Regions from separate parts of the Homo sapiens genome. Here region 1 is linked to region 2. Evidence: chromatin loops called from intact Hi-C (ENCODE). Cell type or tissue: PC-3. All regions are shown on one strand. Each heading gives the region's core, and the rest is flanking DNA. Links, peaks and the distances in the headings are about the cores only.

Region 1 (15,238 bases), core at 2,545-10,544, 760 kb after region 2:
CAGCATGGGTGGCAGCAGTCCAGCATGGGTGGCAAGAGCCTAGCTCAGCAGCTTCCCTTTCTGTGACTTCAGGAAGACACCCACATTCTGTGGGCCTCAGTTTCCCTATCTTCACAATAGGGGTGCTAGCTAGACTTAACACATCATTTGTCCTTCTCTCCTGATAACAGACCAAAAGTCCCAGAGAATACAATGCATTCACAGTAGGAGGAAATGAGAGGAACCTGCCACCACTGGCCCCTCTGATCCTGCATTGTCCTTTCTCATCCAGGGACCTTCCCTTATCCTGCCTGGACTCCAGAACCAGCTGCACTTTGTTCCTACCCGGCATGCTGTAACTTTTCTGTGGACAAGGTCATACGTGATCAGCCCCATTTACAGATGAGGTCCCCAAAGCCCAGAGGGTGCTCACCTCTCCTAAAGTCACACTGCCAGCAGGTGGCAGGGCCGGTGTTTGAGCCCAGATGTGCAGAGGGCCCTGACAGCTATGGCCTGTGAGCCGTGGGGCCCCCACCAACCCCCCACACAGCCTCACTCCTGCATTCCCCTCTCTGAGCCTCTCCCCATGCCAAGCTGCCAGCGTATTGGACCGTTTTCTCTGTAGGTGGTGAGTATGAGATGGAGATGTTTCTCAGCGAGTTATTTCTAGAGTTCCTGGCAAAGGCAGACCTCTGAAGCATTGTGTGTGTGTGTGTGTGTGTGTGTGTGTGTTTTTAATGCACTTCCACTGGGGGTGGCAGGCTACAAATGAAAGGGGCCATGGTGCTCAGGAAATGTTCCTCCTGTGAAGCCGGAGGGGCTCGCGGCCCCACCCATAGGTGTCTCTGTCCTTCCCCAGACCACACGTTTCCTGGGAAGGGAAACCTTACTGGAAATTCAGAATATTCTGGTATCTGCTTTTCTGAATGATTTGGACTTCCTCTGGGGGTGGGGGAGCCAGGAGAGCTGTGCATGCTTTTCCTCTCCTTCTCCTGCTCTTAGACACATTGCACTGGGCTGCAGGGCCTTCAGGTGAGCTGATTTCCAGATCCATGTTGGACTCTGAGCAGGTGGACAGAAGCCCAGTGTGTCTGTAGCCCTGGGAAGGTCTGATGGTTTTTCTGTGGTTTCCGTTTTCTCAACACAGACACTTACAATAGACATAGCACTGAATCTCGTCGATTGCTGTCAGCTACAGGTCCTCCCCAGCCTGAAGAGCCAAACTGGTTACCACAGAGGTTCTCGAGGAAGGAACCCAGTCCAGGAGGTCAGAGTCTTGGTTTCCCAAGATGGCCGGACTACTGAGTTGCTGTGTGACCTTACACAAGTGATTCAAACTCTCTGAATCTTCCAGGTAATTTCCTGGTTTGATTAAAGAGGAAATAAATGTGTCTTCCTACTTAAGAATACATCAGCTCCACCATAGTCTGGGAATCAGGAAGCTGGGGTTACAGAAATGAAATGGATTGTGTTTTTGCTCTTGGATTGGCACTCTTGGACATGGCCAGGCTTCAGCACGGGTTTCCTGCCAAGGAAAGAGGCCTGTTGTCATGGAGCTGAGTCCTGGAGGAGAGAGACCAGAGATAGGCAAGGGGAGGGCAGGAGGCAGGCAGAGACCCTCCAACGAAGACCACAGAGGGAGCAGGGATGCAGACTGAGGGCAGGACTGGTCCGTGGGGCCTGAGATCTGTCTTTAATCCCCTGGGTGACTTGTCCCCAAGCAGGAGGCCAGATTGGCCTGGGAGTCTCTGTGGGGCAAAAGCAAGGTAAATGTGCAGAAGCTAAAGGAGACAGATGATCTGTTCCACAGAAGGAAGAACTTTCCGGCATCTGAGCAGTGTGGAGTTGGGGGAAGTGAACTTGGGGTTTTCTGTGGCAGCTGGGGGGCATGCTGATTTACATGAGGTCTTTAGCAAAGTAGCCACAGTGTGCAAAGCCGCCATGGCTGAAGTTTCTATTGTGGACACCGGTGCTATTGTTGGACGCTGCAGAACTGCAGTAATTCACATTTATGTCCCAGGCAGTTCCCTGGAATGAAACACCCCGATCTTTAGAGCCTTTCCTGGGCCATTGGAAGACACTCAGCAAGTAAATTTTATGTTCTCACTCGGGTTCCTAATACAGGGTCTGTCTGGAGGGAGAGAGGCACTGTCCGTGCCTGCAGGAGCTTCCCTGGTGCAACCTAGAGACCATCTTTAGGCTGAATCCATGCTGGGTCAGGGGAGGAAGGCTTCATCCCACTGGGCAAATGAGGTGACAGTCGTCAGTGCCTGTCCCCTGTGCTAGTGAACCCTTTGATGGCTATGCGAGGCAGGAAGGATCAACTCGTTTCCCAGGGAGGCCAGGAGGTATGTGGCTCCTCACTCTGCCTCCCCCAGCTAATCAGGAGTGAAAGCAGCACTTAAGCCCTAGTCTGCCAGACTCCAAAACTCATGGCTTTCCACTAGCCAGGCTGCCTCGTCCTCAGAACTAAGGAGAGAGCAGGGGGTGCCCCGAGAAGGACTGGGGAATGTCCGCAGGGGAAGCTGGGACCCCTGGGAGATTTCACTGCAGCACCAGTTGCTGGAGAGGATGGAATCACTGTGTGCTCTGAGACCCCCACTCATGCCCCTGTGTCTGGAGCCAGGGCCCCCAATCCTCCATGCAGCCATTTTTCCAAGAAGCCAGATGCTGTGCCGCCTGCCTGCCTGTGCTTTATCAGAATACAGCAAAAGGACATAAATAAATAAACAAAACTCTGCTGAGCTCTTTCCCCCTAACGACCGCCAACGTGCAGATGCTTAAAGAGACATTTTTCCAGAGAACAATGGATGAGAGGCGTCCAGACCATGGAAGAATTTTGTGTCAGATATTATTGTTAGTTGCATTTTTTTAACAAACCCAAGCAGATAGGACCTCATTGAGATTTCTATCGGGCCCAGGAGGTTTCCTGCATTTCAACTTTTGTTTGTTTGTTTTTGTCAATACATTAGTGTCTGAAATTTGTAAGGCACTCACTTGTAGCTAGAAAAATTCCTCTGTTGGGGGGCAGTGTTTGAAAACACAATCTTTTTAATTTTCTTCAGCTGGACCTCTATCACTGGATCTTTCGTTAATATAGATCCTTATTTGTGACCGGCCCCTTCCCATCTCTCTGTGGCTAATCAGCCCGTTGGACATATGGAATTGTTTGTGCTTAAGCGGTTAGCAAGGCCAGATTGGCTGCAAGAAATGTAACACATTTTGGGCAACCCCCTCTAAGCTCTATTAGGCTTCATTGGGCAGAACCCCCATGGTCCCAAGGATAACCCTCCTCTGCTCAGGGAACACTGTGCAGGGCCAGGCAGGTATTTTCCCAAAGGACACAGGGCAGGGAGTTGGGTGGGTGGAGGGCTGCTTCTGGCTTCATCACTACGTGTTGTGTGGCCTTAGCAATCCTATTCCCCTCTCTGGCCTCCTTCTGCAGTTGTCAAGAACAGGGTTAGATGACAAGCAGGAGAAGTCCTGAAATAGGCAGACAGTGCAGGACCCTTTGAAAGGGCACCCTCGTGACCCAGGACAGCCCCTGAGCTGGTCCTCTCGTGCAACAGTGCCAGCAGTTCACTCAGGCTGACCCATTCCGTGAGGGGGAGAGGAAACTGGGGGTTCTGTGAGAGCAGGTCTGACTCACTGATTCCCCGACACGTCTCCATGGACTCTCGAGGTGCCTGCCCTGCCCATCACTGGACAATGGGCCTGGTATGAAACAGGAAGAATCCATCCCCACGGACAAGGTGGGTCCTCCACTGTCCCTGGCCCTACCCATCATCTTCGTGATGCTGGCAGGCAACAAAGGCCCACAGAGGGTCCACCATCCCACACACCCAGGGCACAAGATTGCTAGATAAAATACAGGGTGCCCAGGTAAGTCTGCATTGCAGTTAAAGAGCCAATAATTTTTTAGCATGTCCTAATATTGCAATGAGACATGCGTATCTTAAACAATTTTCATGGTTTATCTGAAATGAAAATTTAACTGGGATGTCCACTCATTGTTGCAAAATCTGGCTATCTGGCCGGGGTACGGAGTATGTAGGCATGTGAGCTGGGACCAGAGCTAGTTCCCATCCCCAGCTCTCACCTCTTGCCCCAGAACCTCTTACCTCCCTCCCCTTCTTGTATCCTCCACCCCCAAAACTCTGGAAGACACAGAGTTGCTGCAGTGATGCTTGGGAGGAACTGTCCTCATCCTCCCCAGCACTGAACTTTTAAAATTCTGAAGCCAGAAGTGCTGTGCCCTGAGCCCCCTGCAGACCACTCCACGGTGCATCTCTGACCTGGCCCTGTCTCTCCTTTGCAGAGCTGATAGAGCCACCGAAGCAGAGAAGGAGTGGGGGAGGAGAAGTCTGCAAGTGTGCACTGGACCGTGTCCTAAAGTGCCAGCCAGATGGCCATCTGTGCGCTTTGGCCTCCCCAGTCCTGCCAGGGAAGGAAGTATGAAGCCAAAGCCAGATGAGAGTGAAGACCTGGCCAACAGCCTCTCTGCAGACCCTGCCAAGCACATGCCACCCCCTCGGTCATGTGCACACACACACCTGCACACACACACTCTGCTCAGTCCTTCAGCTGGTCAGCGCTGATGGCTCTTGTGGGGGGCCTCTGCTCTGTCCCGATCCACCCATGCTCACAGTCCCCCCTGCAGAAGCACTAGTAATGCTCAGAGGACTTTCCAAAGCCCCTACGGAACCCAGGGACTGCTCACCCGTGGCTGTTGGTTATGTCAGATATCGGAGAACCAGCCCCAAAGACAGGCTACTGTTGTGGGAAAGCCCAGAACATAAGACTGCAAGGTCTGGTTCTTTCTGGAATCACTGCACTCCCTGGAGAAGGCCACACCCCTTCCTCTTTCAGGCTTTAGCTGCGGCATCTGTAAAATGGTGATCCTAACCCCTGTCCTGCCTGCCTTATGGAGACAGTGAGGATTAAATGTGTGTTAGAAAGGAAAGCTCCCTGTAGGTAAGAAAGTGTTGAGCAGACCTCACAACCAATGCTTTCCGTATGTGCTTCCAGGATTTCAGGGAGATTTTTCTATTTTCCATGGGTGTGATATGTCTCCATACAGCCTGGAGCCTAGTATTTGTGCAGATAGTCAGGACTGGAAGAGCTCAGATGTTGGAGAATTTACTGCAGGCTGGTCCTGTATATTGTATCGGCTTGTCACCTTCCTCGTTCTGCACACTGGATCTCTGTTAACATAGCCCCTGACTCTCACAGAACTTATTGTCAGCTCTAACCCTGTGCTTGTTTTCTGCACTCTGCTGCTAACATTCCCAGCCCTTGTATGGATAGGCCTGGGGCCTCATGGCACCCTGTTCCCAGGCCTGCAGAAATCTGCTCTCTGGGAGCACCTCCACCAGACCTGGCTGACCGTGTCCCTGAGCCAGAAGGGGATTAGAGGCCCCCACTGAGCTGGAGCTGGAGATTTGGAACAGAATACCCCCTCCCTTTCAGCTGGGCAAAAAGGAGAAGGAGCAGAGCCAACAGCCCCAGGGCTTCCTGAAGAAACTTTGCACCAGGAGCCTCCCATTTCCTGGGCTTCTGCTGATGGAACAAACTTTCCTCGGCCCTTGGCGGCCCAGATTCTGGAACAGGCTACTCTGCAGTCAGGCACTGTGTGGGGGAAGGGGTGTCAGCCTGGGATGGCAAGGACAAAGCCCCAGCCCATGCTGCTCCCCAATCTCTCCTTCCACCCAACTTGCTCTGTGGCCTCCAGCAAGGCCCTTCTCTTCCTGGGGCCTTAATTTCCTCAGCTGTAGAATGAGTCAGGGAAATAAGATTGGTCCGGTGAAATGTCACAGTTGAGTGGGTCTTACAGAGGCAGATTCTACATGGAGAAGGGGTGTGGAGCACCACCATCTTTTCTGATTCCACTCTCACTTCCCAGCTCTCACAGCCTTAAAGCAAACTCCAGCTGCCCAGACCTCCACTGTGTGCCCTGGGCTCTGGGCCTTGGCTGATCTGGTAAATGCTGCCCCCACACGCCAAAAGGACAGAGGAAACAACTAAGAGAGTCCCCAAGGCCCAAGGCTGGAACAATTTGAGCAACAAAATACATCATGAGAGTATCAAATTATAACTCCTAGAATAAAATAAAAATCCAGGAGTCCACATGGTTATAAATAAGTACCTGAATAAATAAATAAATGAAGGCAGCTCTTCCTTACAGAAGAGTTCCAATTAATAAATGTGACATGAACAAGGGAAATAAAAAAACACCATTAGAACACCACAGTAATAATTATTGCAGACAAGACGCACTGATGTATGCTAAAATTAATGGGTGAAAGTTTGAGGAGAAGCAGCATGTTCGAATTGTCTCAAAGTATCTCCCCCAAGAGATTTACTAATTATAAAGGGGAAAGAAAATACAGTAATCTGCAGTGGAGAAACCCAGTAGGTGCCACCTTAATCAAGTGACCAAGTTAACATCACCAGTAATAAGACGTAGCAACATCACCACACGCCCCGATAGGATGCACAGAGAAGACATTTCATGTATATAGTATTCTTGCCAAAAAATGCATAACATCAATTTCATCATGGGGGGACAATCAGACTGAGGGGCATTCTACAAAATCACCCATCAGTACCCTTTCAAATGTCAAGGTCATGGACGGCAAGGATGCTCTGAGGAACCATCACAGATTGGAGGGGATTAAGGAGAATGACAGCTAAATGAAACGTGAGAGCCTGGATTGGATCCTGGAATAGTGGAAGGATATTAAGAGAAAAACTGGTGAACTCTGAATCAAGTCTGTATTTTAGTAACAGTATTGCCCAATGTTGTTAATGTAATGATTTTGATAAATTATACAAGATGCTAACATTAGGGAAAGCTAGGTGAAGGTGTACAGAAACCCTCTGTGCTATATTTGTAACTTTTTAATTTCAAATAAAAAGTAAAAAATAAAACTGTTTCATTCCATTTTCTAGGGCTCTTCACTGATGCCAATCAATAGTTTGCAGCGTTTCTTCCCCTAGGTCCACCCTTGAATAAGTGGTGGGCCCTCCGGGCCAGGCACTTTACATACACAATTTCATTTGAATCCTCATAATGGCTCTCTGAAAGAGGTATTATTAGCCCCATTTTATAGATGAGAAAACTGATAGCCAGGGGCACACACTAGAACATAGAGGCTCTAAATTCAGACTCTGTCTGAATGCAGAGACTATGACAACTGATGTTTTTACTCAATTGTGGTAGCTTATGGAGGAGGTCTCATGCATATGGCCAGCAGCAAAGGCAATGCCTTTTGGTCCTTTGGAGCATGGCTTTGAGATGCTACATACCTTAATCCAAATGCAGGGCTGATCCTTTAACAGTAGAGTAAACGTAAGACTCTAGACTGCTTGGGCACAAATCCCAGATCTTCTACTTATTTATTATGTGTTCCTACAAAAGTTACTTAATCTCTCTGTGCCTGGGTCTCCTCTCATATAAAATAAAGGTAATATTTAATACCCGTCTATAGCCTGGCTCTGAGGGTCAAGCACTCAGGTCAGTTTTACACACTCCATAAGTGTTAACCATCTCTTTTGTCTTCGCCTTCTGCATCTTTCCCCAGCCACCTACAAAGTGCCAGCTTGCTGGCTAAGATTTCCTAAACTAAACAGCAAGTTGAGGTCCAAGAAAAGCTCAGAACACACTGTGGAAAGAGAAGCAGAGAGGCAATATCTGACCATCTACAGAAAGGTGTAAGATGTTATCAGCCTAAAATCCTAAGCTGGGTAGCAGCTAAGAACCATATAGAGACATTGTGGGATTAGCAAAATATTCCAGTCAAGGTGTCCTGGAATGATCCAACTCCTTATTAACTTGAATGTGCTCCACTGGCGGAGGCACCTACCTGCCCAGATGTGACCAATCTAAGGTTAACTTTACAAAGGGAGAAAACAGAAGGGAAAGAAAGGGAAGGGATGGAAAAGTGGTGGGAAGAAGAAAGGAGAAACACTTTTACCAAATGAGCTCATGAAGGAATGAATCTTAGAATCTCTTAAATTTTGAACATGAATCAATAAATCGCAGAACACTACTGAACACCAAAATCTAGGCAATGTTTGGCACCTGCTGGCTCGGTGAAAATACTGTTTTTTTAAATGCATGGAATGATTGAGATCTGAGAGCCACCCTTGCCATGTAAACCTGAAGAAGGAATTGATATGAGCATTGGCAGAATGCACCCTGTGGTTCTCCAGAGTGCTGAAGTCTGTTAAGTAGCAGAATTCTCATCAACTTGATCAAAACCAACCAATGACTCACACCAGGTCTATAGGTGGGCACTTCTGTGGTAATAAGGCTGATAGAACTGATTTTAGGGCTGCAGAAATCCACAGTTTTGCATAGCTAATAGGTTGGTCTTTGCTCCTGTATTTTTGAGGACATACACCCCTCATCCAAGTTCATTGCGGACCTCCTGCCACAATTGTAAATGCCTGGATGCCAAAAGACAGCCTCCTAGGAGAACATATATCCTACCCTCCTTCCTCTAGGCAGAGTCTTTTGCAACAGACTGAAATTTCACTCGCATTTGCCTCTAACTCTTCTTCACTTCAGTGGCCTCAGCTGTAAATTGACAGGGTTGGACTGGGTCAGTGGTTTTCAACCTTGAGTGCACATTAGAACAATAAGAAAATTTTAAAAAATCTTAATGCCCCTGTTCTGACCAAATCGAAATATCTGTAGTGGGTCTCAAGTATCTTTTTCTTAAAGACAAACAAACAAAAATAAAAATAGTAAATGTCTCCTCTCAGTCATGATAGAGTGATAGTACCAGAACAGCTCTCCCACTTGTATTAGTTTCCTATTCCTGCTGCACATAATATACATTTATTATCTGATCTGGAGGTGAGAAGTCAAAATGAGTCTCAGTGGGCTGAAATCAAGGTGTCAGCAGGCTGTGTTCCTTCTGGAAGCTGCAGGAGAATCCATTTCTTTGCCTGTTCCAGCTTCTGCTTCCCTTGGCTCATGTTTTCTTTCTTCTAACTTCAAAGCCAGCAAGGTTGGGCCAAATCCTTCTCACACTGCCATCCTTCTGCTTCTCTCTCTTCTGTCTTCCTCCTCCACTTTTAGGAGCCTTTTCAATTATAATCCAAAATAACCTCTCTCTTTTAAAGTCAATTTACTAGCAGTCTTAATTTTATCTGCAATCTTAACTTGCCTTCGCTACATATCATAACATATTCACTAGTTCCAGAGTGAACATCTTTAAGGGACCATATTCTGCCTACCACATCATCTAAAATGGGGGAAAAGTATGGACAAATACGTAAAACGAATGTTTTCAGACACTGAACAACAGGCATCATAGTAGTGTAGTGACTAAGAAAAAGAAAACAAAGGAGATGTGCCCTACAATTCTGCAGATTTCTGCCTAGAAGCATTTAGCAGACATGGCGATTGTTCACAAGAACCCAAGCACATCGTGCAGTCTCTGTGAGCTGAAAAGACAGAGATGTAAGTTTGGGAAGGCTGAGGCTGCTGGAACTTGTGGGGCAGAAAACTAAAGAGGAAGAGGCTATGCAGAGGAGGAGGTCCAGATATTGTCATGAAGATCCCCTGAGTCTTTGACTGAAGACTATGCTATAAATGTGTAAAGACTCCATTAAGCCAGGCAAAGAACAATCACCAGACAGGGAGTAACTACCAGGGAACTGTAAGCTGAATAAATACTAAAGCTTGGTATGGTTGAGAGACATTTGAGTTCTGACCAAATAAAGAAACCTTATCAAACACTTGGAGCATTTAGGAAAAGTCTCATAAAAGGCACACCTTGGTGGTATAACTTAGCTGTCCTTTGAGTAAAGACTACTTTAGATCCCATGAAACTTAAAACCAAGCTCAAAAGTGCAAGATAACCTGAAAGTGAACTACTGGCTATCAGAACACAACTCAATGTGCTTTATGGGGGAAAAAAACACACACACACAACAAAATCTAGACATTCAATAACTTCAAACACACAATGTCCAGCATCTAATTAAAAATAACGAAACATGCAAAAAAAAAAAAATTAAAAAGTAACCCAATAAATTTCAATAGGACAAACCTATAGAATCAAGACCAGAAATTATAGAGGTAATAGAATTCGCAGAAAAGAACTTTAAAACAGCTATTATAAATATATTCAAGGCTTAAGAAAAACATAGCACACTGAAGAGATAAAAGGTTTTTTTAATCCAGAACACCTAGAGCCAAAAAATATATAATATCTAAAATGGAATATTCACCAGACAGGCTTAATAGCAGATTAAACATCGCAAAAAGAAGTTGTAAATAAGATTGAATAGAAGGCAAGAACTATCCAAATAGAAGCAAAGAGATATTTTTAAAAAGCTAATAAATTAAACAGAGCCTCAGTGACATAAAGGACAATATTCAGTGATCTACCATTCTGAAGAAAAAAACACATTGTTTTCTGTCTACCCTTGCACACAACACAGAAAACTTCTGTGTCCAAAATGTGTGAAGATTTCTTTCCACAAACAACCAGTTCTTCAGCAGATACCAGCTGGGTGTCCTATAATTCAATTCAGTTTGATACTATCTGCCTGGAGACAGGGTCAGATCCCATAGGTGAAGGACTCAGTTCCACAAGACTGTCCCCATCAACTTCAGATGCTAATTGTAAGTCTGGGTTTTATACCTTGTGACTAACCAGATCTAAACTAGGCGGTCCCATGACCTTCTCCTCAGGTTTAATTAATTTGCTAGAGAGCTCACAGAACTCAGGGAAACATTTTGTTATACTTACACTTACCCATTTAATACAAAGACTATTGTAAACAACACAATCGAACAGTCAGATAAAGACACACAAATGATTCAGAAGGGTCCCAAGCATAAGAGCTCTGTCTCTGTGGATTTGAGGCACACCACCTTTCCAGTGCATGAATGTGTTCTTATTTACCAACCTAGAAGCTCCTCGAACTCTGTCCTTTTGGGTTTTTATGGAAGCTTCATTATGTAAGCATGATTGATTATATCACAGTGATTTGGTAATCAACTCAACTTTTAGCCCATCTTCCCTCTCAGAAGGTGAGGGAGTGGGGCCAAAAGTTTCAACCCTCCAATCACATGGTCAGTCCCACTGGCAACCAGCCCCAATCCTGTGATTATCTAAGGGCTTTCCAAAAATAATCACTTCATTAATATAAACTCAGGTGTGGTTGTAAGAGACCTGCTGTGAATAATAAAACACATGTTTTTCACTTGTATTGCCATGCAGCTGTTTCAGGAACTGAGGAAAAAAGTCTAAATTTTTTTAGCAAAAAAATACACCTATGGCTCTAGTCACTTGGGAAATTATGAGGGTTGTAGGAGCTGGGAACCAGAAGCTGTGACAAAAGCCAGAATATGTATTTTTTATTATATCACAATAGCACAACTATATTACATAATATAGAGTCTTCAAAGAAAAGGAAGAGAGCATTAAAATTATTTGAAGAAGTATTAGCTGAGTTTTCTAAATGTTTTTGAAAATATAAGTTGACATAGTCAAAAAACTCAAGAAAGCACCAGTCAGGATAAATACAAAGAAAATCATATCAGGGCATTTCATAACCAAGTTTATGAAAATGAGAAATCTTAAAAGTCACCAGAGGAAAAATACTCATGTACAGAGTAAAATAACTAAAAAGTAATAAAGACTCACATGAAACTACGCAAGCCAGAAGACGATGGAACATCTCTAGTGTGTAGAAAGGAAAGGAAAAGAGACTGTTGATCTAGAATTCTATAGCCAGTGAAAATATCCTTCAAAAGTAAAGACAAAATAAAGAATTTTCAGACAAATTTTCATTATCCCTAGCATACCTGCATTATAAGAATTATTAAACAAAGTTCTTCTAGCTGAAGGAAAATATCAGACAGAAATCAAGTTTATACAAATGAATGAAGAGTCCCAGAAATGCTAAATATGCAGGTAGGTTAAAAAAAAAAATTTGTGTTTTCTAATTTCTTATTTTCCTTAAAAGGCGGTTGATGACAATGTAAAAATAATGTGGAGTGGGGTTTATAATGTATGTATAAGTAAAATATGTGACAATAACAGCACAAAGGACAGGAGGGAAGAAAGGAATTATATTGCTATAAGATTCTTATATCACACATAAAGTGGTACCAGTAATTGACAGAACAAGGAGACAGAAAATCTATAAGGATATAGGAGACTTAACCAAATAGACCTTTATGGAACACTCTACCCAACAACAACAAAATACGTATAACTTCCAGTGCACGTGGAATACTTACCAAGTAGACCATATTCCCAGTGTTGTGCTGGAGCTGGCTTGTAGCAGCTCACAAAATTGTGCACATTTCTTTCCAATAGTACATTTAGTAACATTATGTTGAATTTGGCCACGGTGCAAGTATTTATACCATGAAAATTGGCAAATACTACCAATCAGACCTTTTTTTTCCACAAGACCTGACTTACCTGTACATTACCACATAGTCTGGTGTGCATGACAAAAGGTAATTTACATAAAACAAATACCAGTAAGTTTTAAAGTATTGACATAGTACTGTGTATGTTCTCTGGCCACAGTGGGATTAAATTTTAAAATCATAATAATAAGATATATGCACAAGCCCAAAATATTTAGAAATTAAACAATGCACTTTTAAATAACCCATAGCTCAAAGAATGAATTACAAGGGAGATTTTTAAATATTTTGAACTAAATGAAAATAAAAACAAAGCTTATGAAGTTTGTGAAATACAGATAAAGCAGCTCTAAGATGCAATGACAACTTTGTATTGATATCAGAAAGGAGAAAGTCCTAAAGTCAATCATTTAAGGCCCTATTTGATGAATGAAGAAAAAGAAGGACAAAATAAACCCAAAGAAAGTAGAAGGAAGAAAATAGTAAAAATAAGAGCATAAAACACTGAAGTAGAAAATGACAAACACAGAGGGAAATGAGTACAAACGCTGGTAGTTCTACAAGGTCAAAAAACTAGTACCATTGACAATTGCTAGGCCTCTAGCCAGATTGACCAAGAAACAAAGAAGACACACCTTACCAATCCCAGGAAAAAAACGACATATTACAGACCCTACTTTAATTAAATGGCTAATATGGAAATAGCATGAACAATTTTATGTCACAAATTCAACAACTTAGAGAAAATGTAAAAATTCCTTGAAATGTGCAAATTACCAAAGCTCACTCAAGAAGAAATAGAAAGCATAAATAACCCTGTATGTGCTAACGAAATGGAATTTGTAGTTATAAACCTTCCCACAAGGAAAGCACTAGGTTCCAATAGTTTCACTGGCAGATTCTATTTTTAAAAACTAGGTTTAAAAAAATCAGACCTATCAAATTATTTTAGAAAACAAAGAAAACTCTTCCCCATTTGTTTTATGAGCAAACTTATTCTGATACCTAAACCAGAAAGCATATATTAAAATAGAAAACTACAGACCAATACCCTTCATGGAGCACAAATGCTGCTAAAATATGAGCAAATTGTATTCAACAGTATGTTAATACAAAAATGATAATACACTATGACCCAGTGGGGTTTATCCTAGGAATTAAAGGTCAGTTTAATATTCAAATATAAGTGAATTTATATGATTATCTCAATAGAATCTTGAAAAAAATTGACACAATTCAATATCATTTATGGTAAAAACTTGCAGTGCAAGACTGTATTCTTGCACTGCAAGTTTTTACCATAAATGATGTTGAATTAATATATATATATCAATTCAAGCAAATATACACATTTGCTTCCAGGCTGCTCTTCTTCGCACTGAGGCTCAAGGTATTGGTGCTTTCTTCCCTGAACTGGCTCCCTCTCCAGGACCTCAATTATACTGCAGCCCAGCAGTCCAAAGCCTAGTTCTATTCAAGGGGACTTCTCTACCACCTTGGTGTAAGCCCTCAGCACCACATGAGCAGAGCCATTGCATTGGGGAATCAGGGTTTCCCAGCCAAGGGAAAAAGCTTTGATTTGGTCAGCACTTACTTTTGTCTAAGCATGAAAGAAACCCAGCTCAGCCTGGATTAAACCAAAAATAAATGTTATCAACTCACATGACCAGTGTTAGTCCTGGCTGAACCCAGGTGCTAGGTGGAATGATTAGTTCTGTTTCTCAGCTTCCGTTCTTCTCTGTTGACTTCATCCTCGAGCTGGCTGTCCCTACAAGGTGGCAGAAATGGCCCCAGCAGCTCCAGGCCCATGTCCTAATGTGTCCAGAGTTGGTTCCTTCTGATGGATTCTTGGTCTCACTGACTTCAAGAATGAAGCTGCAGACCTCTGTGGTGAGTGTTACAGCTCTTAAAGGTGGCACAGACCCAAAGAGTGAGCAGCAATAAGATTTTTTGTGAACAGCGAAAGAACAAAGCTTCCACAGCATGGAAGGTGACTGGAGCAGGTTGCCTGCTGGCTTGGAGTGGGGGGTGGTGGCCAGCTTTTATTCCCTTATTTGTCCCTGCCCACCTCCTGCTGATTGGTCCATTTTACAGAGTGCTGATTGGTCCATTTTACAGAGCACTGATTGGTCCATTTTACAGAGCGCTGATTGGTGCATTTTTACAGAGTGCTGATTGGTGCATTTACAATCCTTTAGCTAGACACAGAGTGCTGATTGATGCATTTACAGTCCTCTAGCTAGACAGAAAAGTTCTCCAAGTCCCCACTCAACCCAGGAAGTCCAGCTGGCTTCACCTCTCAATCCCAGCACTTTGGGAGGCAGAGGCGGGTGGATCACAAGGTCAGGAGTTTGAGACCAGTCTGGCCAAGACGGTGAAACCCCGTCTCTACTAAAAGTACAAAAATTAGCCTGGTGTGGTGGTGGGCGCCTGTAATCCCTGCTACTTGGGAGGCTGAGGCACGAGAATCACGTGAACCCGAGAGGCGGAGGTTGCAGTGAACTGAGATGGCACCACTGCACTCTAGCCTGGGCGACAGAGCAAGACTCCATCTCAAAAAAAAAAAAGAAAAAAAAATGCTATATGAGGCTGGTAAACAGGGGCAGGTCACTTCTCTGGTGAATGAGCTTAACCAACCCCCCAGCATCCTCCTCTCTTGAAGGAGGAGTTACAGACTATGCCAGCCACTTGCGGATTCACAGCAGCCTTGGGACAGGGCTCTTGGTGGGTGGGTTTTCTCTGGTAGAAAGAGTATCTACTTAGGCGTCAGGCATTTTACCAGATTGACATTCCACATGCATTCCATGTCTCCTCAAGACAGTCCAGAGAGAGGGATATTGTTCTTACCTGACA
Region 2 (15,238 bases), core at 4,552-12,551:
GCTAGGTGCCAAGAGGAAAGAGGCTGAGAGCAGGTCTCGGCAGGAGTGGTGTGCCTGCCATGCAGAGGGTCCCATGCACAGGAGGCATGAGCATTCCATTGGAGGGCGGGGCCCCTGCCAGCTGAGCCAAGGGTGGGAGAAACGGAGTGAAAGGTAGAGCTAGGAAAGAGCCCTGCAGAACCCTGAGTGGGAGGAGGGAGTGTGGGGGAGGAGGGAGTCTTGGCGTCTGGTTTCTATTCTGCCACGGTGAACAGAGGCGTGTAATTGGCGTTTGGGAGAGCCATTTGGGCTGGGTTCAATCTGTAACAAGCCTTCTTCAATTTCCTCTCCACATACCCTGCATAGACTTTAAGATTCCTCTGCTCGATGCTAATAAGAAGACACACAACCCTCGTTCTCGAGGAACAGCCTCAGTTCCACTGGGCAGGCACCTTGGGGAGGCTCCGTCTGGGTCCTGGCCCTCAAGGAGGGAAGGCTGGGTGGGTAGGGGGCTGTGAGTTCTGCCTGGCGGAAGCCCAGGGGCCAGCAGCCCATGCTGGTTGCCTGAGCTTCCTGCTAAGCTGGCCTAGGCCAGGGGCCTGAGCCCCAGCACTCCCTTCCCTGTCACTGACATACTGAGGACAATGGACACCACACACCAGGGCTGGGCTACGTGCATCACCCACAACATCCTCACAGCATCCTACGAGGTAGGCCCCATTTGACAAATGGGGAAGCTGAGGCTCAGAGAAATGGAGGACTAGCTTGAGATCTCACCATGGGTCCATAAAGGAATGAGCACTTGGGTCCAAGGCGTCTGACACCAAAGCCCATGCCCCTCTCACTGTACCTGGTCCTTCCTGGAGTGAATAACATTCGTGGGTCTGTGCAGGGAAGCTGCCAGCCTGGGCAGTGGGAGCTGGGCCCAGCAGGTGGGCACGTCACTCCTGGCCACCGCTTGGGGGCGCCCCTGTGAAAGGTTCCCCACCTCCCGGCAGTCCAAATAGGGGAACTCCTGGGCAGCTTGCCTCTTGGGCTTGGTATGAGCTTCAGCAGGGTGGGGACCATGGCACTCACTGGAATTAGGTCTTCCCAGCACCAGAGGGGCTGAGTGGACTCAGGCTACCCACTTCCCCTCTCTGTACTTGTTTCCTTTCCTGTAAAATGATATGATTTCCTAGGACCTCTTGTCTTGTGGCTTTTTTTTTCTTTTTTTAAAAAATACAGATGGGGTCTCACTATGTTGCCCAGGCTGGTTTCAAATTCTTGGCTTCAAGTGATCCTCCTCCCTTAGCCTCCCAAAGCGCTGAGATTACAGGTGTGAATCACTGGGTCCAGCCTATAATGGGTTCTTATTTTTAAATAAATTAGTAAATATTTTTAAATTTTCTCAGCTTTAATTTCTTTTCTTTCTTTCTCCCTCCTTCCTTCCTTCTTTCTTTCTTTCTTTTTTTTTTTTTTTTTTTTTTTTTCTGAGACAGGGTCTTGCTATGTTACCCAGGCTGGGCTCGAACAATCTTCCTACCTTGGCCTCTCAAAGTTCTGGGATTACAGGCGTAAGCTGCCACACCCAGCCTGTGACTTTTTTTTTTTTTTTTTTTTTTTGAGAACGACTGGAGCAAAGGGGCAGGGAGCTTAGTTCTAGGGAGGGAGGTGGTGGGAGAGAGATGGAAGTGCCAGGTGCATCACTACATCCTTGCACATAAACAGAGCCCAGAGAGGCCACAACACTGGCCCAACGTCACACAGCTGGGAAGGGTGTGGAAAGGGACAGGGCAGCATTGGCACTGAAACCCAGGCATGTGATTCCAGCATTAGGCTGGTCAGTGCCAGCATGCCAATAACGGCCTCGATAGGTAGGTGGTCAGGAGGCCCTGCCATCGTCTCCAGCCAGAACCCACCAGATGCCCTGCTGCTGCAGCCCGCCCCATCTGCCCCGCCCTCGGAGTGTGCCTTGCCCCACACCCACCTGCTTGATGCACTGCAGTCGGTCATTGGTCTGCTGGATGTGCCTGTCCATAGAATTCATTCTGGCCGTTTCACTAGGTTCTACCCGAGAGCCATGAACGTTGTCCAGCCTGCGAAGAGAAAGGAGAGGTTGTCACTGGATCACGCCAGGCCTGCCAACCTTGAGCAGCCTCCCAACTGCCCTCTGGCCACAACACTGGCAGGTTCCAGAGTCCTTTGCTGGGCCCTGTGGGGCTGCACCTGGGGTACCCCACTGGGCTGAGGGCAGGAAATGCTTCTGGGTGCTTTCCATGTGTGGCACATGTGAGCACTGGGCAGGCATGCCCACCAGGGGATAAGGAACTGCACATGCAGGTGCACACATTTCTTCTCTTTTCTTTTTTTTGAGATGGAGTTTTGCTCTTGTCACCTAGGCTGGAGTGCAATGGCGCGATCTCGGCTCATTGCAACCTCTGCCTCCCAGGTTCAAGCGATTCTCCTGCCTCAGCCTCCTGAGTAGCTGGGAATACAGGTGTCTACCACCACACCCGGCTAATTTTTGTATTTTTAGTGGAGACGGAGTTTCACCATGTTGGCCAGGCTGGTCTCGAACTCCTGACCTCAGGTGATCCGCCCACCTCAGGCTCCCAAAGTGCTGGGATTACAGGTGTGAGCCACCACGCCCAGCCAGGTGCACACATTTCTGTATGCGCATGTGTGTTTTGGGTGGTGGAGGGGGTGGCAATTCCCCTTGGATTCCTGGTTCAGGGCTTGGCCCACGTGTGTGTGTGTACGTGTGTATGTGTGTGTGTGTTCATACATGTGCATGCAGGGGGACCTTCCCATATGACGACCCTCAGTGCACATGCACATGCACATGTGCTCTGAGTGGAGATCTCAGGTGGCATCTGCCCTCCCCCAGTCCCTCAGGCTTTGAGTTGTTCATAATTTACAAACCACTCACAACTCTGTTGTTTTCACTTTGCCCTCCTGGAAAAGGAGGATAAGAATGAGCACCACACCCATTTTCTAGATAAAGAAACTGAGGCTGAGAGACAGAAAGGGAAAAGCCAGGGTGGCACATCAAGTGGTGTCTGAGCCCACACCAGGAGCCAGGGTTCCTGACTGCCAGCCCGCGGTTTCCACTGTGCAAGGCTGACAGTGCGGGTGCAGGGATGGCTTGGCACTAGGCTCACCCTTCCTGAAGTGCAGGAGAAGGGAGTGCTCAGGGCCATTAGCATGAATGGGACTTCCCTCTGGATGACAGAGCTAAGTGGAGGAAGCTCCTTCGGCTCGAAAAAGCCCTGGGAGTCCCCAGGCCGCTCCAGGGAGGCCACACAGCAAAGGCGGGGATCTAGGTAGAGAGAGGAAGGACTGTACAGCCCTAGTCCACCCACTGTTAGGGGTCCAGGTCCTTGGGCCAAGGCAGAAGACTGCCCGCTGCCAGTTCGATTTGCCCTCCTGCCCCCAGTGGACAGTTCAGGCTGCAGACACTTGGATCACACCCAGGGTGCTGGACAGGAGACCTGGGGCCCTAAGCCTTCCCTGCTACTCTGTCGCACTCCCCACTAAAGACCCCTCATCTCTGGCCATGTCAGCCAGGACTTTTCACGTGCTGGACACCTGCATTCTCTCCTTTCCTTTTCACACACACTCTCTAAGGCCAGGATCATCTCCATTTTAGAGATGAGGAAACTGAGGCCCCAGATGTGCCAAGTCCTCGCAGCTGGTGGAAGTGTAGGTTGTGTCTGCCTGCCTGTCTGCCTGTCTGCCTTCTACACACGCTTGTTGAGGGACCCAACACCATTGCCTGGCCCCAGCCTTTGGAAGAAAGTCCTGTTCCTCCTCCAATTGCTTTAAAGGATGTGTAGCTCTTGGTGCAATTCTCATTGCTCCATGTGTGTCTGAACAGGTAATTCATTTGCATGGTTCAAAAATCAGAAAGTCCACAAAGATATCGAGTCCTGGGTCCAGACCCCGTCCCCAGTCCCCTGGTGCCCTTTCTAGGAGAACCAGTGCCATCAGTCCCCCTTCTGGAGAGTCTCATCTAGAAGCAAATATCTACACACACTATTTCTTGCCACATTTTTAAAAACATAAAATAATAACATTCTATACACATTATTTGGATGTTGCTTTCTTTTCCCCCCTCTTGATGATACATCTCAAAGTTTATTCCACATCAAGACACAAAGAACTTTTTTTTTTTGAGATGGAGTTTCACTTTGTCGCCCAGGCTGGAGTGCAGTGGCGCAATCTTGGCTCACTGTAACCTCTGCCTCCCAGGTTCAAGCGATTCTCCAGCCTCAGCATCCCAAGTAGCTGGGGCCACAGGTGCTGCCACTATGCCTGGCTAATTTTTTGTATTTTTAGCAGAGACGGGGTTTCACTGTGTTAGCCAGGATGGTCTCAATCTCCTGATCTCGTGATTCCCCTGCCTCGGCCTCCCAAAGTGCTGAGATTACAGGTGTGAGCCACCACGCCTGGCCACCTTTTCATTTTTTAATGGCCGCACAGTATTCCTAGGTATGATGAAGCATTATCCAACTAACATCTGCCCATCGCCCCCTGCCAGGTGCTGTTCTAAGGCTTGAGCCCTCAGACAAGGCCCCTCTGCTCTGGGGGCTCACACTCCAGCCTGAAACGAGGGACCCTGAAGCTTTTTCCAATTTTTTTTTTTTTGAGACTGAGTCTCGCTCTGTTGCCCAGGCGGAGTGCAATGGCGTGATCTTGGCTCACTGCAGCCTCCGCCTCCCAGGTTCAAGTGATTCTCCTGCCTTAGCTTCCCAAGTAGCTGGGATTACAGGCGCCTGCCACCACGCCTGGCTAATTTTTATATTTTTAATAGAGATGGGGTTTCACCATACTGGCCAGGCTGGTCTCGAACTCCCGACCTCAGGCAATCTGCCCACCTCGGCCCCCCAAAGTGCTGGGATTACAGGCGTGAGCGACTGCGCCCGGCTCCAAATTTTTATCATTGCAGTGCTGCAGGAATAACCGTTCACATCGGCACATCACACGTGTGTGAATTAGTCTAGAGAACATAGGCTCAGAAGTGGAGTTGCTGGGTCATCTGGGAATTTGTATTTTTGATAAGTGCTTTCTGGAGCTCTACAGCAAGAAGGGGAAAGTGGGGGTTGTACCCATATTTATTTCTTCCACCCTCACCCTGCCAACCATCCCTCCATTCATCCCACCCACCACCTATCACACATGTCACACCCTGAAGCCCAATTTCTCCACCCATCATTTATCTATCGAAATACCTGCCTGGGGAAGGAGGAGGGGGGTGAGGGAGCATCCAAAAAGAAAATTTAAAAATAAATAAGTAACAATAATAAAAACAAATGCCCGCCTGTTCACCTGTCTACTCATCCACTCAAACATCTTTAGTCTCCACTTGCTCATCTGTACATGCTTCTTCTCTCCAAGAAATGCTTTTTTGTTTGTTTGTTTGTTTTTGAGACAGAGTCTGTCGCCCAGGCTGGAGTGCAGTGGCGTGATCTCCACTCACTGCAAGCTCTGCCTCCCGGGTTCACGCCATTCTCCTGCCTCAGCCTCCCGAGTAGCTGGGACTACAGGCGCCCACCACCACGTCCGGCTAGTTTTTTGTATTTTTAGTAGAGATGGGGTTTCACCATGTTAGCCAGGATGGTCTCGATCTCTTGATCTCGTGATCCACCCATCTCAGCCTCCAAAAGTGCTGGGATTACAGGCGTGAGCCACCACACCTGGCCAAAATGCTTTTTAATAACGACACTGTGCGGGGTCCTAGGCCAGATGGGTTGGGCGTGCGGAGATTAAAATGAAATCATTTTCTTGTGTTCAAGGAACTCTTGGTCCAAGCCCACATTTACCTACTAGATGACCATGTGCTGAGCTCCTCCTATGAGTCAGGTACTGGTCCAGGCACAGCACAGATAAGAAAATGTAGTTACATCCCCATTTTACAGATGAAGAAACTAAGGCTTGGAGGTTACAGCTTGTTGGATAGGAGCCAGCTCTAGAATCCTGGCTTTCCCTTTACAGTTTTTACTCTTGAACAGGTCCTGGGGAGGGGACAGGGTACAGGTGTGTGTGTGTGTGTGTGTGTGTGTGTGTGTATGTGTGTGTGTGTGTATGGTCTGGGTTGGCAGGGGCGTAATCAGGGCAGCTCCGCTTGCTACTTCTGTAGGTCACCCAAGCGGGAGCTGTATTTGTCCTCCTGAGTTTACCCACACAGACCCTCAGCCAGCATCCACATGACAAAGGCTCCTGGGGTCAGGGACAAACCATGGTGTGGAAGACAAGGACACAGAGAGCCCAGAGCAGGAGCAAGACAGTGCCACCTTCAGCAAGGCCATCTCAGTTCCTGGTGCCAGGCCCCATCAGAGCCAAAGGACCCTGGTGGTCTCCCAGGCACCATGTGATACCCATGCGGCAGTGAAGGCCTGGGTCCCACGTGGGGGCATGGGTGAACACTGGTAGCCAGGGTTCCAATAGAGAATTCAACTTTCACAGCCAGCCAGGACAGGGAGACCCATCCCACAAAGGCCTGGGTTGGCTCAGCTCCTAGCTGGAGGAGACAGAAGAGAAGTACAAAGAAACCTCATGCCCGGCAGGCCTTCATCCTGCTGTCGGCAGGCCACTGCCCACCAGGACAAAGGGCCACCGGTGGCCCAGGCAGCCAGCAGGGGGCGCTGTTGACAAACCTAAGTGACCTGGGGGCCAGACCTGCACACTGTGGAGGTTCCAGGTGTGCTTCCAGGCCCTCCGTCCTCTCCCTCACTCCAGTGAGCACCCAGGTGTCCCCAGCCAGGATGGACTTCGAGTGGGCTTCTCTGGTTTCCTGGCCTTGGTTTCCCCATCTGCAGAACAGGATGCTGCAGAGGGGCAAGTCAGTGACCCATAAGGGTCTACCTCTCAAGAGGAACTTTCTCCTGACATTGTGTCCGGGGGCAGAGCCCGGTGGGCCTTGATAAATGCTTGTTGCCTGGAAGCCCCAAGCAGGCACAGGAGCTTAGATCCACCCAGCTGGCGACCACAGGGCTCAGAGGCAGTTCTTTTCTGTTTAGTCATAGCGGGGGCCCAGGTCCTGCTTTAAGAAGTTAACAGCAAACTGGGAGATGGGACTGTCCACCTTCGGGCTGGCCCCACGTGGGGTCACGGGCAGTCTTGTCTGGAGGCCGGCGGCTGGACTGAACTGGCTTCTGGACAGAAAGATTCCTGGAATATTAAGGGCCGAAGGTGCTTTCAGGTCCCCTATCTACCCGCTCTGCCTCAACTGGTTTTACTCTGAGGAGCCTGGGGCCCATCAGTGTTTTGTTCAAGGCCAAGGGGCACTGGGCTGGGTCCAGGTCCCAGGGGGGCTTTGCTCCCAGGCAGGGCTGCAGCTCACAGGAACCGAGGGGTGAGTGTCTGGGCTTGCAACACCTGTGAGACCCAAGGGTGGGTAGATGGATGGCAGGAGGGACATCGCAGACCACAGGGACAGCGCTGTGTCCTGTGTTTCTTAATAAAAGAACAAATGGCTAGCGGATTATGGAGGCACCTACAGGTGAGGTGACATTTTTAAACTGTTGAGGTCAATGATGGAGAACTGCGGTTACTAACCCCAGGAATGGAGGAGATGGAGGCTCCAGTCTCTGGAGTAAAAGGGTCAAAGGCCTAGAGAGCAAAGGGTCTCAGGCATAAAGAGAGGAAGGGTGCGCTGAGGGAGGCATGCAAGAGACAGCTTGTTGAGGGGCAGGCTGGGATCTTCCATTTGTTCTACACCTGCTATGTTCAGGCACCAGGCCAGGCCCTATGCAGTGCTAATTTTCTTCATCCTTAAAAGGCTCAGAGAGGTGAAGCAAATTGCCCAAGGTGACACAGCCGGAAAGCTGCTGGGCTGAGATTCAAACCCTCTACCTTTCCAGCTGTTAATGTGCTGTTCTTTGCACTCCCCATGACTGGCAGTCAGAGCTTCCTGGTAGTCCCCACCTCCGGCTGTGACTGGGCCCCAGGAGATGACCTTCTTGTTCCACCCAACCTGCCCAAATCCAGTCACTTACATCACTGGGCTCCCTGCACACCGGCCACCTTTGGGAGGTGACACGCACCTGGTGGCCAGCAGAGGTCGCCCTTCGCCACAAGAGCGCCACTCAGCTGGGCCGCTGCCTCCGCCTCCGGGCTCCTGGACTCCTTTAAGCCTTTACAAGTCGCTACAAATCCTCCGTGGCTGCAGCTCTATAGCCGGAGAGGCCGGGCTCCCGCCCAACAGATCACTGTCGGCCTGGCCCCAGGTGCACCCGTGGCCTCAGCCCTTCCTACTGCCCCTGAATGGGGGGTGAGACCAAGCAGGCTACCCCCATCCCGGCTCAGGACCCCCGCCATGTCTCCTGGTCAGAGCAGCCAGGAGCCATGCAAAGCTAATCAGCATGGGGGATCAGGACCCTGCTTTGCTGAGTGAATAGGGCAGAGAGCTGGACCTCCATTTCGCTGTCTGCAAAGCACAGGATCGGGCTGGCCAGCCTTTGGCAGCCTGTCAAATACCAGCCTCTTAGGATTCCCTGTGAGGAGCTCCGGCTGTTCAGAAAACACCATCCCCACAAGAGGAGAATGCCTGCTTTTGAAGCTGCAAAGCCTGTCCCAAGGCAGGTCCATGGGGAGGCTGAAGGCCCGGCAGCCCCGGGAGCTGTTCTTCCAGGGCAGCCCAAGGCCAAGACGCTGCCCCTTTCACAGCTCTGTGCTTCTTCTTGCACCTTACGCTTGGCTGGGCTTAGTTGGGCAAATGGAAGTTTTTGGATGGTAACATGGGGTCAGCTCGGTCTTCCCAACTCCCGTGGGACGTCTTTCGGGACCAAGCTTCCATTTACACTTCTCACCACCCAGCAGAGCGAGGGTGTCTATGCTTAGCGGCGCCTGGTGCAGAAGACTAGTTCAAGAAAAGTTAGCGGCTATTATGTATAGAGGGCTGCTTGGAGGATAGAACGTTGAGAGCTGAAAAGGCCTGGGAACACCTGCCTCATGCCCTCATGCAGCAGGGTGGGAAGCGGAGGTGGGGAGAGGAAGAGGACACGGAGGGCATCGTGAGCAGAGCTGGGCTGGAGCCCCTCTGACAGGTCCAAATAGAGCCCTGGATATCTCTGGGCTGCCAAGTCAGCAAGGAGAGAAGCATCTCAACGGTCTCAACGGCTGGGGGAGGCAAACAGCCCTCAGGGGGCTCCTCACTGGACACAGGGATGAGGTGCTTCTAGCTGCCCCACAGAAATGTGGAGCTCCACAGGCAGCTAGCTCCCAAGGGTGGCAGCCAACCGAACAGTCAGCTGTCCCAACACAAGTGTTTTATTTCCCACCTTTGAGGCCTCACTAGTTCATCAGTCCACATAATGCACACGCACCCAGAGAGAGGCGTCTGCACAGCACACGTGTGCATAGGCACATACACATGTGACCCCTTGCATACTTCACAGCAGGTATGTGCACATGCTGGATGCCAACACAGATGCACTTGAGCACACACATCTCATGACAGCTTGCACAGGCAAGTGGGGGTCCCCGGGGAGCTGTGTGAGCAGTGGTGTGCAGAAATGATTCAATCACCATGCACATCTGCAGCTTAGGTCCCCTGGGGCAAGCGGTGCCAGTGGCAGGAGTGGGCAGCTCTGCCTACAGCCCGCGAGCAGAGGCTGCGTTCCAAGACACAGCCAGAAGGGAAAGCCTAGGGGTCCAGAGGACATCCCAGACAGCCCCTTCATCAGCCTTAGACTCCCAAAGGGACAAACTTCATGAGCCCTGGGCTCAGCAATGACCTGCCAACCTGCACATGTCAGCATCAGTTGGGATCCTTTTCGGCCTGGCCCCTAGCCCTCACTACTCTCAGTCACATCCCTTGTCCCCAACGTGGGGCTGCTCCCTGCCTCCCGGACTGTGCTCTGAAGATCGCACCTCCATGTCTTTGCCTCTGACTGTCCCTCTGCCCGCAATGCCTGGACACCTCCCATCCATCAGGGTATGGCTCAACTGTCACTCTTTCGTGCTCTTTCTTGGTTTCCATCCCTATCCCCTCCATGTCGCTGTCACACACCCCCATCGTAGCAGCACTAGATGAGGGCTGACTCCTTGCAACTGTCTCTCCATCAGCTGGAATGTCTTCCAGTTACAGATCCCTTAGTCTAGCCCAGGGCTCCGTACTCAGCAGGTACTCATTAGATGGGTGAACAGGCAGGTGGACGCACGCCCATTGCTGGGTGTACATGAGAACCAGGGTGGTGAGAGCTGAAAAACCCATCACCCAGCCATAATCAGAAGATCCTAGGACTCAGAGAGACACTGGTTACCCCGTTGAGGGTTCCCAAAGAGAGATACATGTACTTCTGGTGGGATAACGATGACTTTAGAAGGTCCATGGACAAACCTTTTACATTCTCATAGTGAAGTTTTTGGACTGATGAGTTCATGAATGTTATTATTTAGCATGCAGTTAAATTAGGTAGCAATAGCAGACCTAAGTGAATTAAAGAATTGTTTTAAACATAGTATGAACGGAATGAAAGTGACCAAGGTTAGGCAAGCACTGATGTAGACTGATGACTTCCTCACCTTAAAGGTAATGAGTAGAAGCTCAGAGAGGTGTGGAAGCTGCCTGTGGTCACGTCGCAGGTGGCTCGCGCATTCCCAAACCTCGGTAGCCTGCACCAGGCACACGGGCTGGATGCAGAGGAAGAGGGTGGTGGTGAAGCAAGGACAGTAGGAGAGTGACTTTGTGCCCTACCTCAGGGAAGTCAGAAAGAAGGGCAGAGAGACAGGAGACGAGATGGGGAGAGGGATGGAAGAGGCAGCTCCGGGCAGCTGCACAGGGCCAGCTGCTTCCAGCTCTTAGCAGGACAACTGGAGCAGGCCCTCGGGCCAGCGTGAGTCATTGCACAGGGTGGGGCCCCTGGGTAGGCAGTGGTCCTGAGAGCCAGACCTCCTGGCTATGAGGTTGTGGGAGGGTATTTCACCTTCCTGAGCCTGCATCCTCATCTGTCAAGCAGGAAAGTCCATCTCCTCCCTGCCCCACTGTGTTGAGGAGCTGAGCAAATGAATACTTAGGGGACAGTGTTTTAAAAAGTGAAATTCTGCATTCGGACCACAACTCTTCAGAATTCAGTCCCTCCTTCCTCAACCAGGGCAGTGCTCCTGTGCCAAGACTTGACACGGCTCCACACTGCCCCACCAGAGTTCAGATGCTTTGGCTTGGCACTCAAAGCTTCCGGAAGGGTGGACCCACTTCTCTTCATGATCCAATCTCCCAACACCCATCCTTGTTCACGGGAACACCCATTGTCAATGCTGGCTAGTGGGATAACATAATGTAACCTTGGCATTTCAGAGTGGGGGCTTCATGACAGTCAGCCCCACACAGCTATGCCTAGCAACCTGCCCTGGGACACAGAAGTTAATTCAGAAGTGACAGTTTCCTGGGGAAACACTCAGTGATGTGGCCCTGACAAAGGGGCCAGCCCACTGACCCAACCCACACAGGGCTGGGATCCTAGCTGCATTTGGTGTGCCTTGTCTTTCTGGGCACATGGCACTTTAGAGGAGGCCATGCCCTTGAGGCCAAACCCCCCTGCCATCCTCTGGCCATACTCCAAATCCCTGACCTCACAGTGAACTTTCTCTGACAGCTTCTCTTCCCCAGAGGCAAAGGAGGGTTGGATTCAGCTCTGGAGAAGGCCCCTTGGGCTTTCTCTCATTCCCAAGGAGGCCACACCCCTACACTTTGTTTCCTCAGAGTGGAAAGAGGTACTGAACAACTATCAAACCTATATGTGCTAAACACTAGGTTCTCTATGTCACATCAGTTAAGCCTCAAAACTCTATATGCTGGTCCAATTATTATTACAGTACTACAGGTGAAGAAACAGAGGCTACTACAGATGAAGAAACTGAGCCTCTGAGAGGTGCAATGATTTGCTTAGGGTCACACTACTGACAACTGCCAGGATTTGAATCTAGGTCTGATTACAAAGCCCATGTTTTTCTGTATCATGTTTTCCATGGGAATATGGCAGACCTCCCTCAACTAGACACTGCCTTCCCCAGCCCCAACTTCCCTGAGTGAGAGGAAGGTGACTAGCACTGCTGTGGAGTGCTGAGGATGGTGAAGATAGGGAGTCACAGGCCCGTCCAGTGCTGGGCCCAGGCCACAAGCCTCTCCCAGGATAGCAGTGCTCATGCAGTGTCCCTGTCCTGGCTCTGCCTCAAGGCTCTTGTCTGTGACTCCAAAGGCTCAGATGCCATGAAGTGGGGAAGAGAGGGGTGAGAACAGTTACCCGAGGGCCCTTGGAGGATATAGGGAAGGATGTGACTGTAGACAGAGGCAGGACCCCCCCCGACCACCAGCTGGTGCCCTCTAGAAGGCTGTAAATACCTAGCAGATGTTCCTACACCCTGGCTCCAGGAATGGAGGTATTCTCCATTGTCCCCTCCCTACCCCCAGCTCCCCAAGGCTCCAAATCCCACCTGGCATTCTGCAGGAGCTCCAAATAGGGGCAGGATTAATGGCATCCCCCAGGAAGAGTTAGACAGAACTAGATCAGCCCTTAAGGACCAGCTGGCATAGGGATGGTAATGCTCTGGTATGCAAGAGGTGGAGGTGGCATCCATACAACCCTCCACCTCCCACACCCATAGCAGGCATGGCTAATCAATCACTGCACTCTCCCAGCCAATCCTCCACATACACTTCTGCACAGCCATTGTTAACCACCTGGTACCAACACATGAGATGAAGTCTTCTAGGTGGTCTATTTTTGAAAAGGCAGTGAACAGAGGCCAGAGAGGGGAGGGCTTAGCTTGAGGCCACCAAGCAGATCCACATGCAAACTTCCCGTTTCCTGACTTTGTGCTCTTTACCCTAAACTGAGAGTCACAGCCAGGTTCTTTTCAAGCTAAGAGCCTCTATGGATGGGTGGGCCTATTTCAAGCAACCTTATATCACAGTCTCACAGTAGCCTGCAAACAAGTATTATTTCAGTTTGTGGATGAGAAAGTTGAGGCTCTGAGTGGGTAGGTGATTTCTACCTAGCCACACAGGGGGTGTGAATGACCCAGGGCAGTGGCTGCTCCTCCTGAGCCCATGAGTGTACTCCTTTAGTTAGCTGCTCTTCACTGTTAGTATATATATATTTTTTAATTTCTAAAAAACCAAAAAATTGGGGAAACAGAGGAATCAGAAGGCAGACATTTACTTGAGCTAAAAGTGGTAGATGGAAAAACAATGAAAAGTCCTCATGGCTTAGATCTGGAAGTGATCTGGGATCTGCGCAGGCCTATCCTAACATTTACAGATGAGGAAACGGAGGCCTGAGGCAGGGAGCGTAGAGCAGAGCCTTGAAGGCCCCACTGTGGATCCGAGGCAGGGTCAGGGCCCACACCCAGGCCTCAGGAGCCCCAACTGCCCCAACCACATCCAGTCCACCCCTGCTGATGCCTGCCCAGGCCAGGCCTGTGGTCAGCCCACAGACAGCTCAAACGGGCCTGCCCTGGGGAGCTCCAAGCCGCCTTGGGGGTTGGGGTGGGGTAGGACAGGGTGCCCATGCCAAGTGTGATGGGAACAGGGGCTTGGCTCTTACTAGGAAGCAGCTATGCTTCTCCCTGCAGAGGCCCTGGGCAGCCCCCACAGCTCCCTATGGAGATTTCTAGCATCCCTAGATCCGGGGGTGGGAGCTGGGCTGAGGCTGGCACAGTGATTCATCAAGCTCTACTCTCCAGAAAGCCCATGGCATGGGAGGGGCGTGCGTCAGCTGGGTCTAGCCCGATCTTCATTTAGTGGAGTCTCTGGGTGTGAGGCTACTCAGGGGACTGAGCCACCTCGGCCCAAGAGCAGAGGGCCCTCATTCCTGAAACCCTCCAAGCACACGCTGGACACCCCACAGGCAATCCGAAAACACGCTTCCTGGCTGCCTGCTGAAAACCAACAGAGACAAAAATCACGCTAGGTGCTCCAAAGCTGCCTGGTGACTTGAAAGTCTAATGTGCACAGCACTCTACAGTTTACAAAGCACTTTGGTGTTATAACCTCACGAGTTGACCCATGTTTCACCCCATCTTAGATGGGCAGTATAGCTTAGTGGTTAAGGGCACCAGGCTGCCTGGGCTTGCATCCTGGCTCTGACACTTGCTGGCTTCTGTGCCCTGGGGCACAATGCTAGCCTCAGTATGCCTCAGGTCCCTCATCTATAAATAATAACAACAGTAACCATAATTGTACAACTTCATAGGCTGCTGTGCTGATTCACTGGGTTAGTGACTAGGAAACTTAGCCTCGCCCTGAGCAGGTGAACATTCACTCTCTAGAGTGCCCTGGTGGGTCTTATCGGCTCCATCAGAGGCAGAAGGAAGCTGGAGCCAGAGACTTGGGTGCCTGCGTGACAGAGTTAAACACCACCACTCTACAGGCCCTCTGGGAACCATACCATGAGCTCAACAGGGCGCCTCAGAAGTCCTGGGTGGTTGCAGCTGAGAGGGAGGCAGGGGTCCCATGCCATTGGCCAGAATGCCAGGTTGAGGAGCTGGAGGGACTCTGTTTTAGTGGCAAAGGACAGTCACAAATGTTCCAGAGGGAAGGATGGATTAGGGAAGGAGCTTTCGGACAAGTGAGCTCCTCCAGCAGTGGCCTCGATGCCCAGATGAAGTCTGCCTGGGCACCATCTCTAATAAAGACAGGAGATCAGAGAAAAGCCACACTGTGCTCTGGTGACTGGGACACCCCAGATGGCTCTGCCCAGATCTGTTTCTTGGAAACCAGGTCCCAGGAGGTGCTCCTGAGCGAAGCATTCCCGGTTAGATGAGTTGGGGAAAGCTGCATCTTCTGTCCTCCTCTGGGAGATCATGAAAGCACGCTTGCATGGGAAGGGCCTTACAAAATCTGGCTTTTCTCAGTGTTACTGGATGGCAAAAATGCTTTTTTCACTAAACACATTTTAAAATCCCACAGAACTAGTTTTCCCCAGGACTTGCTTTGAGAAATGCCGACCTAAAGGGAGTGGCCCAAGGGTGGAGAGGCTGGAGGAGAGACACAGAAGAGGCAAGGAGGGCCAGCTGGCTGGGTAAAAGACTGGGGGAGGGGATACTAGGGGGGTGGGGGACAGGAGGAAGATTCCTAGCTCCAAGCTGGGCTCTGGCCACAAAGGCGTGACCAGAAACAAAGACGTCTGTGCGAAGAGAAGCCACAGAAAGATCGGAATCCTGGATTCTGAATCCAGTATCATGTCCAGCTTCATGAAAGCCATGGCCACCTTGGATATACCCAACCAGCCACGAGCCTGCCTGAAGGCGCCCTGGGCTCCCTCCCCCAGCAAGA

The links. Peaks named below come from ENCODE experiments on the same cell type or tissue, not always from the same donor. Only the 100,000 strongest peaks of a DNase experiment are listed, where the experiment ranks them.
Region 1: it touches region 2 in a loop (11-fold over the local background); 21 of 110 quality-filtered maps call a loop at or near these places.

The regions. Positions count from the first base shown.
Region 1 is chr10:78,423,500-78,438,737 of GRCh38, reverse strand. LOC107984245 (a long non-coding RNA gene) reads left to right here. Exons shown (of 3, transcript XR_001747513.2): 2 at 1,127-1,333; 3 at 4,298-6,909. Among named protein-coding and RNA genes, the nearest start is that of LINC00595, 160 kb to the right of the region's middle. RefSeq lists a silencer at 2,612-2,906. In PC-3, for the core only: a CTCF peak has its summit at 5,965; a DNase peak (open chromatin) is centred at 5,947; H3K27me3 peaks cover 3,505 bases.
Region 2 is chr10:79,188,403-79,203,640 of GRCh38, reverse strand. It overlaps ZMIZ1 (zinc finger MIZ-type containing 1), which reads right to left. Exons shown (of 25, transcript NM_020338.4): 5 at 1,949-2,057. The coding sequence starts at 2,008. Among named protein-coding and RNA genes, the nearest start is that of ZMIZ1, 130 kb to the right of the region's middle. RefSeq lists enhancers at 1,657-2,157, 2,158-2,658, 7,747-7,836, 12,907-13,441, 15,049-15,238. In PC-3, for the core only: CTCF peaks have their summits at 6,356, 6,579 (motif pointing right) and 8,016 (motif pointing right); DNase peaks (open chromatin) are centred at 6,610, 8,030, 8,330 and 10,820.